Regions from separate parts of the Homo sapiens genome. Here region 1 is linked to region 2. A link is a contact called in ENCODE Hi-C or POLR2A ChIA-PET data. All regions are on one chromosome and are shown on one strand. The core of a region is the stretch at or near the end of the contact, and the rest is flanking DNA. Distances in the headings are between cores, read along the strand shown.

Region 1 (7,054 bases), core at 2,832-5,331, 170 kb after region 2:
CATAGGAAAAAGGCAGATTTTAACTCACCATATGATCCTTTTAACAGCTACACAAGGCTGGGCACAGTGGCTCACACCTGTAATCCTAGCACTTTGGGAAACCAAGGCGGGCGGATCACCTGAGGTCAGGAGTTCAAGACCAGCCTAACTAACATGGTGAAACCCCGTCTCTACTAAAAATACAAAAATCTGCCAGGCGTACTGGAGGGCGCCTGTAATCCCGCTACCTGGGAGGCTGAGACAGGAGAATCACTTGAACCCAGGAGGCAGAGGTTGCAGTGAGCCGAGATCGCGCCACTGCACTCCAGCCTGGGCAACAGAGCAAGACTCCGTCTCAAAAAAAAAAAAAAAAAAAAATAGCCAGGCCTGGTGGCACACACCTGTGGTCCCAGCTACTTGGGAGCCTGAGGCAGAAGAAGTGCTTGAACCCAGGAGGCAGAGGTTGCAGTGAGCCAAGATCGCACCACTGCACTCCAGCCTGGGGGACACAGCAAGACTTCTTCTTAAAAAAAAAAAAAAACAAAAACAAAAAAAACAGCTACACAAGATGGAAAGGGCTGCCTTGTGATCCAGTAAGCAATTTATTACTGGGAATGTTAAGAACAGAAGATGGATGAATGCTGGGGGGAAAAAATCCCCTGCACTGTGTGGGTAATTAGATTACACAATCTCTCAAGTCCCTCCTAACTAGATATGTACACTACTATGTTAAGACACTTTGAATGCATAGACTGAGAATGAAAAACATCTGAAACAGAAATTATTAATCAATAGTACTTACATATGTCCATGTAACAATACAGAAAGTGGCTCCACTAGCTAATACAGCATTACCGTATTTGTCATGAAAATCAGGTGTACGTTTCTGGTGGCTCTGCCTTGCCATTGTTTGCTGAATGCTTCGAACTTACAGGAAAACGAAAAAAGAATACAGAAGCATATTATCAATTGTCAGGTAAAGAAAACATATGTGATTGATACTGCCAATCAGGAAAGCCAAGGAAGTTAATTTTACAGTATTATGTAGTTCAATAAAATGTTAAAACATATTGTAGCTATTAAAGCAGTGTACTTTGAAATGCAACAAAAATAAGATGAATTGACAGATGGACAAATACATGATAAAACAAATAGCAAAATGTTAACTGTAGAATCTTTGTGGTGGGTATATGGGTGTTCATACGATTCTTCCAACTCTTCAGTATGTCTGAGAGTTTTCATAATAGTGTTGGGGGAAAAAAGCAAAGAATGAATGATGTCAGTAACATTCTCTACAAAGTGGTATTTGCATAACCCCTGAAATTTTGGCTCCCATTGATTAATTTGAATACTTATGACTTAAATTTTCATTAAAGTTTACTCAATAGAGCCCAACAACTTACAACATACAAGGGCAAATGAACTCAAATGAACTTCAAATTAAAGCACACTAAATGCTTATGACTGTAAAATTACTACAGTAACAAAAAAACTCGCCACAACTAGAGTAATCTTGATTTTTAAAAAATTAATGGGCCAGGCACAGTGGCTCACATCTGTAATCCCAATACTTTCGGAGGCCAAGGTAGGAGGATCGCTTGAGGCCAGGAGTTTCAGACCAGTCTGTGAAACATAGTGAGACCCTGTCTCTACAAAAAAATTGAAAATTAAAAATTAGCCGGGCATGGTGGTGCATGCACACCTGTAGTCCCAGCTACTCAGGAGGCTGTGGCCGGACGATCACTTGAGTCCAGGAGTTAGAGGATGCAGTGAGCTATGATCACACCACTACACTCCAGCCTGGGTAACAGAGCAATTCTCTGTCCCTAAAAATAAAAAATGAGAAATGGGGTATATAAAAAAGTATAAGACAGAGATCCTGTCCTCAAGTAACTTCCAGTCTAGAGGATTACACATGTAGATAAAAATCAGTATCGTACAAGGAAGCAGAATTAGCTAAGGACTTAGTTTTTGAGCAGAATGATAAAGTTTGCTGTTAGTATTATACCAGTAGAAAGAGAAGAACAAAAGTTTTCAAACGGCCCCTGGAAGAACTAAAAAGGAGGGCTTGGGAAACAGCCGAGACTGGAAAAAGCTTGTTTCTAGCTGTTTTTTTTTTTCTTCCTGTCCAATTTAAGGGGCAGGTTCTTATCGTTTTAAAGAGCCTCCAAAGGTACTTACATATATAATGAAAAGCTAGGGAGCCTGAGGCAGGAGAATCACTTGAACCTAGGAGACGGAGATTGCAGTGAACCAAGATTGAGCCACTGCACTCCAGCCTGGGCAACAAGAGCGAAACTTTGTCTCAAAAAAAAAAAAAAGAAACTGCAATGTTGCCCATTCACTAGCAATGAATATTTCTACATGGTACAATGGGTTACTTCATGATAGTTATTAGACCATTATCAGATCTTCTAACTGTCTTACATAGCTTTCCCTTTTCATCTTTTAGTCACACCGGGATAGGCAAATTTACAAATATTTCATAATATATTCTGCTCCAGAAAAGATAAAAAGTGGGCATGTGAATTCCACGCTGAAAAAAAAACAAAAAACCTTTCCTGAGGTACAAGGTGGCCCTATTTGCTCAAAGAGCAAAGAAATTAAGACTACCAAAAAATTCTGCAACATCTCATAACTTCAACACACTCATGTAACTCTGGTGGATTTCATCAGACCTCTCCTCTGTGACAACTGTTTAATTACCACACATTGGTGATCTCATATAATCCTCAACAACCCCATGAAGTAGGCATTATTTACAAATTACTTATTTTACAAAGAAGGAAACTGAGGTTGAGAGAGGCTAAATCATATGCCCAAAGTAAAAGAGATAATAAATGCTACTTTGGGAATATGAAAATAGTCCAGCTAATATTTTGTGGTTATTTTCAAAGTTGCTTAAGAGTTTAGGACACAATCTAATAATATCCTCCAATGATTCTATTAAGTGAAAATCAAAAGATGGCTAAACAAACTAAATAGTAATTACGGGTCACCTTCATTGTGTAACAACTGCCCACGTTACTCAAGGTCACCTTCGGTGCAAATCAAGTATGAAAATTAATTTGTTCTCCTCAATCTATTGCATTTTCTCTACATAATGCTGGTCTCAAAACTCCCTGTACCTGCCCAACCTTTGGATAAGAAAAAAATGACCACGATTGCCTTCAGGACAGCTAACATTGTTTTGTTTTTGTTTTCGAGACGGAGTCCCGCTCTTGTTGCCCAGGCTGGAGTGCAGTAGCAGTCTTGGCTCACTGCAACCTCCGCCTCCCGGGTACAAGCGATTCTCTTGCCTCAGCCTCCCAAGTAGCTGGGATTACAGGCGCCCACCACCACGCCCGGCTAATTTTTGTATTTTTAGTAGGGACGGCGTTTCACTATGTTGGCCAGGCTGGTCTCGAACTCCTGACCTCAGGGGATCCGCCCGCCTTGGCCTCCCAAAGTGCTGGGATTACAAGTGTGAGCCACCGCGCCTGGCCAGCTAACATTGTTAATCCACAAATAACTTCAAAGCTGCATCGATACCATTTGGGTTGTTTCCCTGCAATTAAACCAGGTGAAGAGCTAGATTTACAGTTTCCGTCTATTACAGTAATAGGAATTGGAGAAGATATTTTTCTATACAGGGTTAGGAGTAAACATATCCCCAAAGCTAAAATGTAGGACATCACTTAAGGAACGAGGTGTCTACCAAGAATGTCCTTCCCTGAAATCAAAGGTTACTGAAGAATTAAAAAGCAGGGCTAGACTATCACTCCGATAACAGAAAGAGAGCTGGAAACCGAAACAGAAATACTGGGTGATAAAGCCAATGCTAAGGACATCATCCCAATGACTTGGGACGAGATGGGAGACAGACAGCATTCAAGATTAGAAGGCCGAGATGTTCGTAAAAGGAAAGCACACGAGAGGCCGCGAGGACACATTGATATAAGGTTGTTGTAAATGATTTGTCATAATTTTTGCTCACCTTGGAGACGATTTAGTGCGCTTTTGACCAAGGGAAACATCGTGAAGGTGAAGCTAGAACTGCGGCAATACAGCTGCTGCTTTGGTGCCAATTCGCTTCAGGTACCCTTGAAGTGAGCTGAAAAACAAAATGGCTTTCAGCCGGGATCCGTAATGAGATTTGACGAAATCTCGCGATACCTGTAAAACCTATAGTAATTGCAATCCCTTTTCCCGCGAGGAAAAATAAAGGCCTTTTGGGAAATGTAGTTTCCGGCTTTATAAAATGACGTATGGTGGGTGGTATCTAATGAAGAATGAAAGAACTCCTTGAAGCCAGGTTTAGAGCTCTATAGAGGGCAGCCGAGAGACAGATCTTCGACCGAATCGTCTAAGGAACTAGCTTCAAAATGGCGTTCAAGTTCCACAAGCTTCGGTTTAGTATCTCCACACTAGCTCTTTCTTCTTTCTGTTCCCCCAAAACTTCCTTTACTTCTCTCATTTTTTTTGTCTGCTATTACTACTATACTAATTGGCTTAGCTTTTAGTTTTCAAATAACGTCAAGTTTAGAGAAAAGTTGCAAGAACAGTAAAAACTTCTGTAATATGTAGATAAATACGTGATAAAATAACTTTGGAAAGCTATTGGCCGGGCGCGGTGGCTCACGCCTGTAATCCCAGCACTTTGAGAGGCCAAGGTGGGCGGATCACGAGGTCGGAGTTCGAGACCAGCCTGGCCAAGATGGTGAAACCCCGTCTCTACTAAAAATACAAAAATTAGCCGGCGTGGTGGCGCGCGCCTGTCATCCCAGCTACTCAGGAGGCTGAGGCAGAATAATCACTTGAACCCGGGAGGCGGAGGTTGCAGTGAGCCGAGAACGTGCCACTGGACTCCAGCCTGGGCGACAGAGCGAGACTACGTCTCAAAAAGAAAGAAAGAAAAGAAAGCTGTTAGGCCTGGCGCGGTGGCTCACGCCTGTAATCCCAGCACTTTGGGAGGCCGAGGTGGGCGGATCACGAGGTCAGGAGATCGAGACCATCCTGGCCAACATGGTGAAACCCCATCTCTACTAAAAATACCAACAATTAGCTGGGCGTGGTGGCATGTGCCTGTAATCCCAGCTACTCTGTAGACTGAGGCGGCAGAATCGCTTGAACCAGGGAGTCGGAGGTTGCAGTGAGCCAAGATACCACCACTGCACTCCAGCCTGGTGACAGAGCAAGACTCCGTCTCAAAAAAAAAAAAGAAAAGAAAAGAAAAGAAAAAAAAGAAAGAAAAGAAATGGCAACACGGCAAAACCCCGTCTCTACTAATATACAAAAAATTAGCTGGGCATGGTGGCACATGCTTCTAATCCCAGCTACTCGGGAGGCTGAGGCATGAGACTTGCTTGAACCGGGGAGGCGGAGGTTACAGTGAGCCAAGATCGCACCACTGCACTCTAGCCTGAGACCTGTCCCAAAACAAAAAAAATAAAATACATACAGTTCAGTGGCATTAATGGCATTCACATTGTTGTGCAACTATCACCATTATTCATCTCTAAGACTTTTTCATCGTGTAAAACTAAATGCTTTGATTATACATTTTGACTATTGAAAATATTAACATTATTCCAAAAGTCAAAACTAAACAGACTAGTGTACTTAGAGAAGTGTCATTCCCTCCCCTAACTGTTGCATTCCATTTCCACCAATTCCTATAGGTAACCGATTTCATTACTTTCTGGTTTATCTTGTGTGTTTCCTTTTGCAAAAATAGGCAAATACCTGTATGTTTTCTTATTTCTCTATTTTATACAAATGTAGCATAAAAATCCATTATCATTTTACATAAGTCTTCCTCATTCCTTTTTTACAGCTGCAAAATCTGTGGTGTATATGTGCTATAGTATATTCAGTCAATCTCCTATGTTGGAATATTTAGGTAGTTTCAAGAATATTTCAATTTCAATAATGCTGAAATGAATAACTTTGTGCACACATATTTTCATATTGCTGGATGTCTCTCTCCAAGGTAGGTTACTAGAAGTGGGATTGCTGGATTAAAGGATAAATATATGTGTAGTTTTTTTAGATATTGCCAAATTATAGATGTTGTAACGTTTTGCCTTCCCACCAGCAACGTATTAATATAAAGGGTGCCTGACTCCCCACAGCCTTGCTAATAGCATGTAGTGTCAAGCTTTTGGATTTTTGCCAATATGATAGGTAAGATATCCCTTTTAAACTTTAAAATTTTTATTTTTAAAACATACACATAGTAAAATTCACTTTTTGGTGTACAGTTCTATGCGTTTTGACAAATGCATACAATTGTGTCACCACCACCACAATTAAGGACAGAATAGCTCTAGCATCATAAAAACACCCTTGTTTGACCTCTTTGTGATCAACCCTTTTCCCTACCCCTAGCCCCTGGCAGCCACTAATCTGTTCTCTGTACCAATGAGTTTGCCTTTTCCAGAATGTCATATATAGATTGAATCATACAGTATGTCTCAGTGTACTTTTATTTTGCATTTTTTCTTTTTTCTTTCCTTTTTTTTTTTTTTTGAGATTGAGTTTCGCTCTTGTTGCCCAGGCTGGAGTGTGATAACACGATTTCAGCTCACTGCAAACTCCGCCTCCAGGGTTGAAGCGATTCTTCTGCCTCAGACTCCCATGTAGCTGGGATTACAGGCCTGCGCCACCACACCGGGCTAATTTTTAAATTTTTAGTAGAGACGGGGGTTTTGCCATGTTGGTCAGGCTGGTCTTGAACTCCTGACCTCAGGTGATCCACCCACTTCGACTTCCCAAAGTGCTGAGATTACAGGCATGAGCCATCGCACCCGGCCTGCATTTTCTTAATATAAGTTTCCATAAATGATTTAACTTTTTTTCACATCTGTATTTCACATCTCTTCACTTCGGAACCAGCTATTTTTCTTTCCATCCCATCTCCTTGTCTCTCCAACATACTGAAATTAATTTCCTGGTTTTTTTATCCAGTAGCGCCTAAAATAATAGTCATATAATATTTTCCACACCATCAAAATAAATCCAAATTGTAGGCAGATTGATTTTATCTTGTTGGTGTTTTCCTTCTTTACAACCTTACTTTTGTACCCATCCCCCA
Region 2 (6,113 bases), core at 3,052-5,551:
GATTGGGGCCACTGGCCAGGCCTGTAGGTTAAAGATTAATCCCCACCCTAACCACTTGTGCTATCTATAGATCACAGAAAATGGTATGGAAAAATACTTGCCTTGCTCACAATCCTCACCTAGTCACCTACCCCATGCTTGCTCAATCTATCCCGACCCTTTCACATGGACCCCTTAGAGTTGTAAGCCCTTAAAAGGGCCAGGAACTCTTTCTTTGGGGAGCTCGGTTCTTGAGACGCAAGTCTGCCAATGCTCCCGGCCAAATAAAGCCTCTTCCTTCTTTAGCCCTGTGTCTGAGGGGTTTTGTCTGCGGCTCATCCTGCTACACAGTAAGAAGAGGCTCCCTCATCTTTTGATCTAAGATGTACTTTCTGGTTTGGCAGATGGTCAAGAAAACTAGATTCCAGTCTTAGCTACAGTGAGTCATCTGGAGCAAATCGTTTATTTGCCCTGCATCGATATGTCCATCAGAAGGATCTCACTTCAGCCTGGCTGGCTTTCAAAACCAACAGCATTAATGTGAGGGTCAGGGAAGTGACAACTCTGGTGATCATAGAAGAAGAAAAGGGCCATGCACAGTGGCTCACGCCTGTAATCCCAGCACTTTGGGAGGCCAAGGTGAGTGGATCATCTGAGGTCAGGAGTTGAAGACCAACCTGGCCAACATGGTGAAACCTCGTCTCTACTAAAAATACAAAAATTAGCTAGGTGTAGTGGCTCACACCTGTAATCCCGACCACTTGGGAGGCTGAGGCAGGAGAATCACTTGAAGCCAGGAGGCAGAGGATGCAGTGAGCTGAGATCACGCCATTTCACTCCAGCCTGGGCGACACAGCAAAACTCTGTCAAAAAAAAAACAAAAAACAAAAAACAAGAAGAAAAAGCCAGGCATGGTGGCTCATGCCTGTAATCCCAGCACTTTGGGAGGCTGAGGCAGGTGGATCACCTGAGGTCAGGAGTTCAAGACCACACTGGCCAACATGGTGAAACCCTGTCTCTACTATAAATACAAAAATCAGCCAGGCTTGGTAGCACTCACCTGTAGTCCCACCTACATGGGGGGCTGAGGCAGAAGAATAACTCAAACATGGGAGGTGAAGGCTGCAGTGAGCAGAGATCGTGCCACTGCACTCCAGCCTAGGCAACAGAGTTAGACTCTATCTCAAAAAAAAAAAAAAAAGAAGAAGAAGAAGAAAAGCTCCCTCAAATCATGCATATCCAAGTTCAAATCCTGGTTCTGCCTGACATTGTGTCTCCTTGGGGAAGTCAGATCACATAAAGCTCAGTCTTATCTGTAAAAGGCAATAAGAATCTCACAAGATTTTTGTAAGGATTAAATATGGTGAGATAAGAAATGTAAATATCTAGCACACAGTCCTGCAGTTGATGTTACCATATGTACCTGTATTCAATATACTTTCCGCCAAATGTATATGTACATTACTCAGTGTCTATAGCATACTGTTATTATGACAGGAAGCCAAGAGAAGGAGATATGAAATGACAGATTGGCTTAACTGCAAACACAAGTTTGTATTATCTCACCACTGCTCCAGAATTCAATATTTAAATGAATGAACTAAATTTTGCCCCTGAAAAACACTATTAAATCACTTTTAAAACAAGTATGATAAAGAGTTGAGACCCCCCCCACCAACACACACACACACACACACAAATTCACTGTGTAATGGAGATAGTTTTACTGTCTTGTGCATCTTAAACATTGGCAAATGTAGGTAGTCTCCCCTCATTGGTCCTTCCCTCATCCCTGCCTGTCCCCTTAACATTTTGAGTGATAACAGGCATTGTTCCTGTTCTAAAATGTAGAAATGAAAGCAAAAGAAGCCCAAGGTCATATACCACGTGTCTAATGGAGTTGGGCATAATAGGGAGAAGGTGAAAGAACTAAAATAACTAGAGATGCCTAGTTTGAAATAGAGAAGGTTCAGGGGCTAACATAACTGTATCTTGGCAACCATCATCCACCATTCACTATTTCTGCAGAACCTCTTCTTCCAGGCCTCTGTACAAAGAAGGCCAACTGCTTCTTCTAGATTTTTATTTATTTTTTATTTTTAATTAATTAATTAATTATTGAGATAGAGCCTCACTCTGTTGCCCAGGCTGGAGTGCAGCAATGCGATCTCAGCTCACTGCAACCTCCACCTCCCAGGTTCAAGCAATCCTCCTGCCTCAGCCTCCCGAGTAGCTGGGATCACAGATGTGTGCAACCATGCCCAGCTACTTTTTGTATTTTTAGTAGAGACGGGGTTTCACCATGTTGGCCAGGCTGGTCTCCAACTCCTGACCTCAACCAATCCGCCCGCCTTGGCCTCCCAAAGTACTGGGATTACAGGCATGAGCCACCGTGCCTGGCCTTCTAGAGTTTTTGTTTTGTTTTGTTTTGTTTTGCTTTGTTTTGTTTTTTGAGACAGAGTCGCACTCTGTCACCCAGGCTGGAGTGCAGCGGTGCAATCTTGGCTCACTGCAACCTCCGCCTCCCAGGTTCAAACGATTCTCCTGCCCCAGGCTCCCGAGTAGCTGGGATTACAGGTGCGTGCCACCACGCCTGGCTAATTTTTGTGTTTTTAGCAGAGACAGGGTTTCACCATGTTGGTCAGGCTGGTCTTGAACTCCTGACCTCTTGATCTGTCCACCTTGGCCTCCCAAAGTGCTGGGATTATAGGCATGAGCCACCACACCTGGCCTAGATTTTTAAGGGAGGAGAGAGATGGGGGACCAATAGCCAGACAGACCCTAACTTCTCTATCAAGAAGCACAGCCATCACTTTTTAACTCGGCCTCAATTCCATCACAGAGACAGGCCCTGGGCCAGGAAACTCCATGTAATCCTAAAACTCCAACCTATAATCCCAACAAGGAGATGAAAGGCCCATGACAAAAACTTCCCATAATCCCAAGTAACTTGCCCCTAAGGAGAGAATGTGCTTGTGGTTCTCAATCCTGCCTGAACATCAGAGTTATCTAGGGATACTGGGCCCCATCCCAGAATTTCTATTTTAAAACAAACAACTTGGGTATGCAGCCCAGGTTGAGAACTAAAGCTCTTAACCCAGTAGTTCTCAAACAATAGCATGAATCAGAATCATGCTGGAAGGCTTGTTGAACTGTGAATTGCTGGGCTCCACCGTAGAAGCTGTAGATTCACTTGTCTGGAGAGCAGCCCAAGAACTTGAATTTTCATCAATTTCCCAGGTGATGTTGATGTTACTGGTTCCAGAGACCACACTCTGTAAACAACTGGCATAACCTATCAGAGTTTGGCCTTGATATCTTTTTTCTTTTCTTTTCTTTTCTTTTCTTTTCTTTCTTTTCTTTTCTGTTTTAGACAGAGTCTCACTCTGTCGCCCAGGTTGGAGTGCCACGGCATGATCTTGGTTCACTGAAACCTCCATTTCCCAGGTTCAAGCAAGTCTCATGCCTCAGCTAGTAGCTGGGATTACAGGCATGCGCCACCATGCCCAGCTAATTTTTGTATTAGGTTATTGCAAAAGTAATTGTGGCTTTTGCCATTAAAAGTAATATTTTTAGTAGAGACGAGTTTTCACTATGTTGGCCAGGCTGGTCTCGAACTCCTGGCCTCAAGTGATCTGCCTGCCTTGGCCTCCCAGAGTGCTAGGATTGCAGGCATGAGCCACCGTGCCTGGCCCGGCCTTGATTTCTAACAATTCCCATGGCTTCCTCCTCAGTTTGCCCCTGCACCAAATCATTGCTGAGGATATTAGAACTAACCCCAACCCTCAGTTATCAAGTCAGTCTCTACCTTGTGTATCACTACAGAAAATAATCAGCTCACAACCCTCCCAAGGTCACCACAGCTTAAGCAGAGGGAAACACAAACACACACATCCCTCAAGCTAAATTTTCCCCTCAACACTGAAACCTTCACAACTGGCTTCTGAAGAGAAGGGCTGACCCATCAGGGAATAGCAGTCTTTGACCTCACTCTTTCACTGGAGCCTACATAATACAGAGTGCACAGATTTGTCAGCAGTCAAATCAAACACTTTTCCAGCAGGAGATAAACTTAACTCTGAGATCAGAAACCTCATCTTGTCACACTTACGAGGTTTATCATACCTCATGAGAACTTCTGAGTTTCTTTCCAAGGCTGATGACCCCATTGCTTTTGCCAGCATCCTTCAAAGGCATTGTGAACTTGTAGACAGGGGCAGAGAATAAGGGTCTGTGGAAAGCTCAAAATGTGTAATGGAGTCATAGTGAGAGTTTAAAAAAAAAACATGACTCATATGGAACTCATGACTCACTCTCATGAGGAGTGTGACATTCCTTCAAATAACGCCTTATACCATCTGTGAAAAGGGACTTTAAGAGTCTCAGTCAAAAGCTCATTATAGGCCAGGCACAGAGGCTCATGCCTGTAATCCCAGCACTTTAGGAGGCAGAGGTGGGTGGATCACCTGAGGTCAGGAGTTTGAGACCAGCCTGGCCAACATGGCAAAACCCCATTTCTACTAAAAATACAAAAAATTAGCTGGGCATGGTGGTGGGTGCCTGTAATCCCAGCTACTTGGGAGTCTGAGGCAAGAGAATCGCTTGAACCCGGGAGGCGGAGGTTGCAGTGAGCCGAAATTGCACCATTGCACTACAGCCTGGGCAACAGAGCAAGACTCTGTCTCAAAAAAAAAGCTTGCTATAAAGTGTAAATAGCTTATTTTTTAAAAAATATTCTAGGCTTTCTCTGTGGAAGTGGAAGGAATGGATACTTCCATTTCCACCCTTGGCAGTTTTTTGACAGTGCTACTATTTAGCATTAGCGTGGGAATGGAAGAAATGAGAAAGGAGGTGACCCAGGGTCCATACTCTAGTCTAAGGGATCTAATGGAACTTGATGCCCAGAAAAAGCACTTCAGAATTGCTTAGCATTGACAATTTTCAGTCTTGTCACACGATTTTCCATGACGTTTTACAGAAGAGAAAAGGAGGCCCAGAGAAGTAGTGAGACTGGAGGACAGGAGAGTTCCCTGACTCCCTCAAGGGACTTGCAAGGGTGTGGGTGGGGGGACTCATTTTGCTCAAATTGACCTCAAACCCCTTGAGGGAGGGGGAGCACGCAGGTGAGTGGGTGCAGGAGCCAGGTCAAGTGCCTTTAGATGCTGGCAGGAACAAATCCTGTACCAGCTTGCAACAGTGTCTAGCAGTTGCCCATGACCTCTGGAGCCCCAGAAGATGTGCGTTATAAATAATGCCCTTTTAGCAGTTGCCATCTGTGGACAAATGGCTTCCCTGAAGCCTGGCCTTCTTCCTGCTCCATCCCCCTTTCAGCTCCCCTTCTGCTGAGGGCCACTTCCACTGCTTAATAAAGTCTTCACATTCAACACTCTTCAAGTCCATGTGACCTGATTCTTCCTGGACACTTGACAAGAACCCAGTTACCAAGAGGGTATGTATGACTGAAATTCAAATCCAAGCCTCCTGACCTCAAATCCAGTGCTCTTACCACCTCAGCAGAGGTGGTGCAAAACAGAACTTGATGCCTGTTCCCCAAAGGCTACTGCATAGACTGTGGGTAATTTGAGCCCAGAGTTCTGTGTAGAATTCTACCTGCTCCTTTTAACTGCCTGCTCCTGGCATATCTGAGGTGTGGTGAAACCCAATCAAGAATGACTGCAGTGGTCAAAATGGAAATTAACCCTAAACTTGTATATGCTGTCTTAGAGAGTTTATTAGACTGAGCTTGGAATTACATTTTTAAAGCATTATAATAACTTGTATAGCAGATTTTGCACAGTAGTTACGGCAACACCCATCTTGGGATGTATGTGGGGACCTCAAACTCTTAAGAAATGCTTAAGCTGCTGGGTATGGGCAGAAAGGTATAAGTATCAGGGATCAGAGGCTTATTGGGCAATATTAAAATAAATGCTTGTCTGCCTCTATGTAATGCCAGTGTCTATGGTGGAATTTCTGAAGTGAGTTACTTTGAAGAAAAAATTATTTTTTCTTGATCCCTCAGTCTCTAGCAATGCTATCTATTTCTTGGTACCATTCTGAGAAACCAAGGACTTCTTCCCATAATGCCCTGTATATTGCTGGGATGCAATCAAGAGTCAAGGAAAACAACATAC

The links. A loop is a pair of places that touch in the nucleus more often than their neighbours do. ChIA-PET counts read pairs that join two places held with the same protein, here RNA polymerase II (POLR2A). Pooled maps may share reads with other maps.
Region 1: a loop to region 2 is called in a pooled map, with 8 times the contacts of the local background. The contact joins the promoter of COX7B here to the enhancer-like site in region 2. A Hi-C loop is called at or near these places in 6 of 37 single-sample maps with no recorded cell type and 8 of 50 pooled maps. POLR2A ChIA-PET finds 5 or more read pairs at or near these places in 10 of 52 experiments (AG04449, CD4-positive, alpha-beta T cell, GM12878 and 7 more).

What each region holds. Positions count from the first base shown.
Region 1 is chrX:77,896,495-77,903,548 of GRCh38, reverse strand. It overlaps COX7B (cytochrome c oxidase subunit 7B), which reads right to left and starts at 4,081. Exons shown (of 3, transcript NM_001866.3): 1 at 3,956-4,081; 2 at 782-906. The coding sequence starts at 3,995. RefSeq lists an enhancer at 3,878-4,127.
Region 2 is chrX:78,063,264-78,069,376 of GRCh38, reverse strand. No RefSeq gene overlaps it. Among named protein-coding and RNA genes, the nearest start is that of PGK1, 38 kb to the left of the region's middle. RefSeq lists an enhancer at 4,088-4,377. Within about 2 kb of position 4,301, at least 5 of the 41 ENCODE cell types and tissues checked have a DNase peak (open chromatin) inside an H3K27ac peak, as active enhancers do; they include GM12878, where a contact is called at or near this core.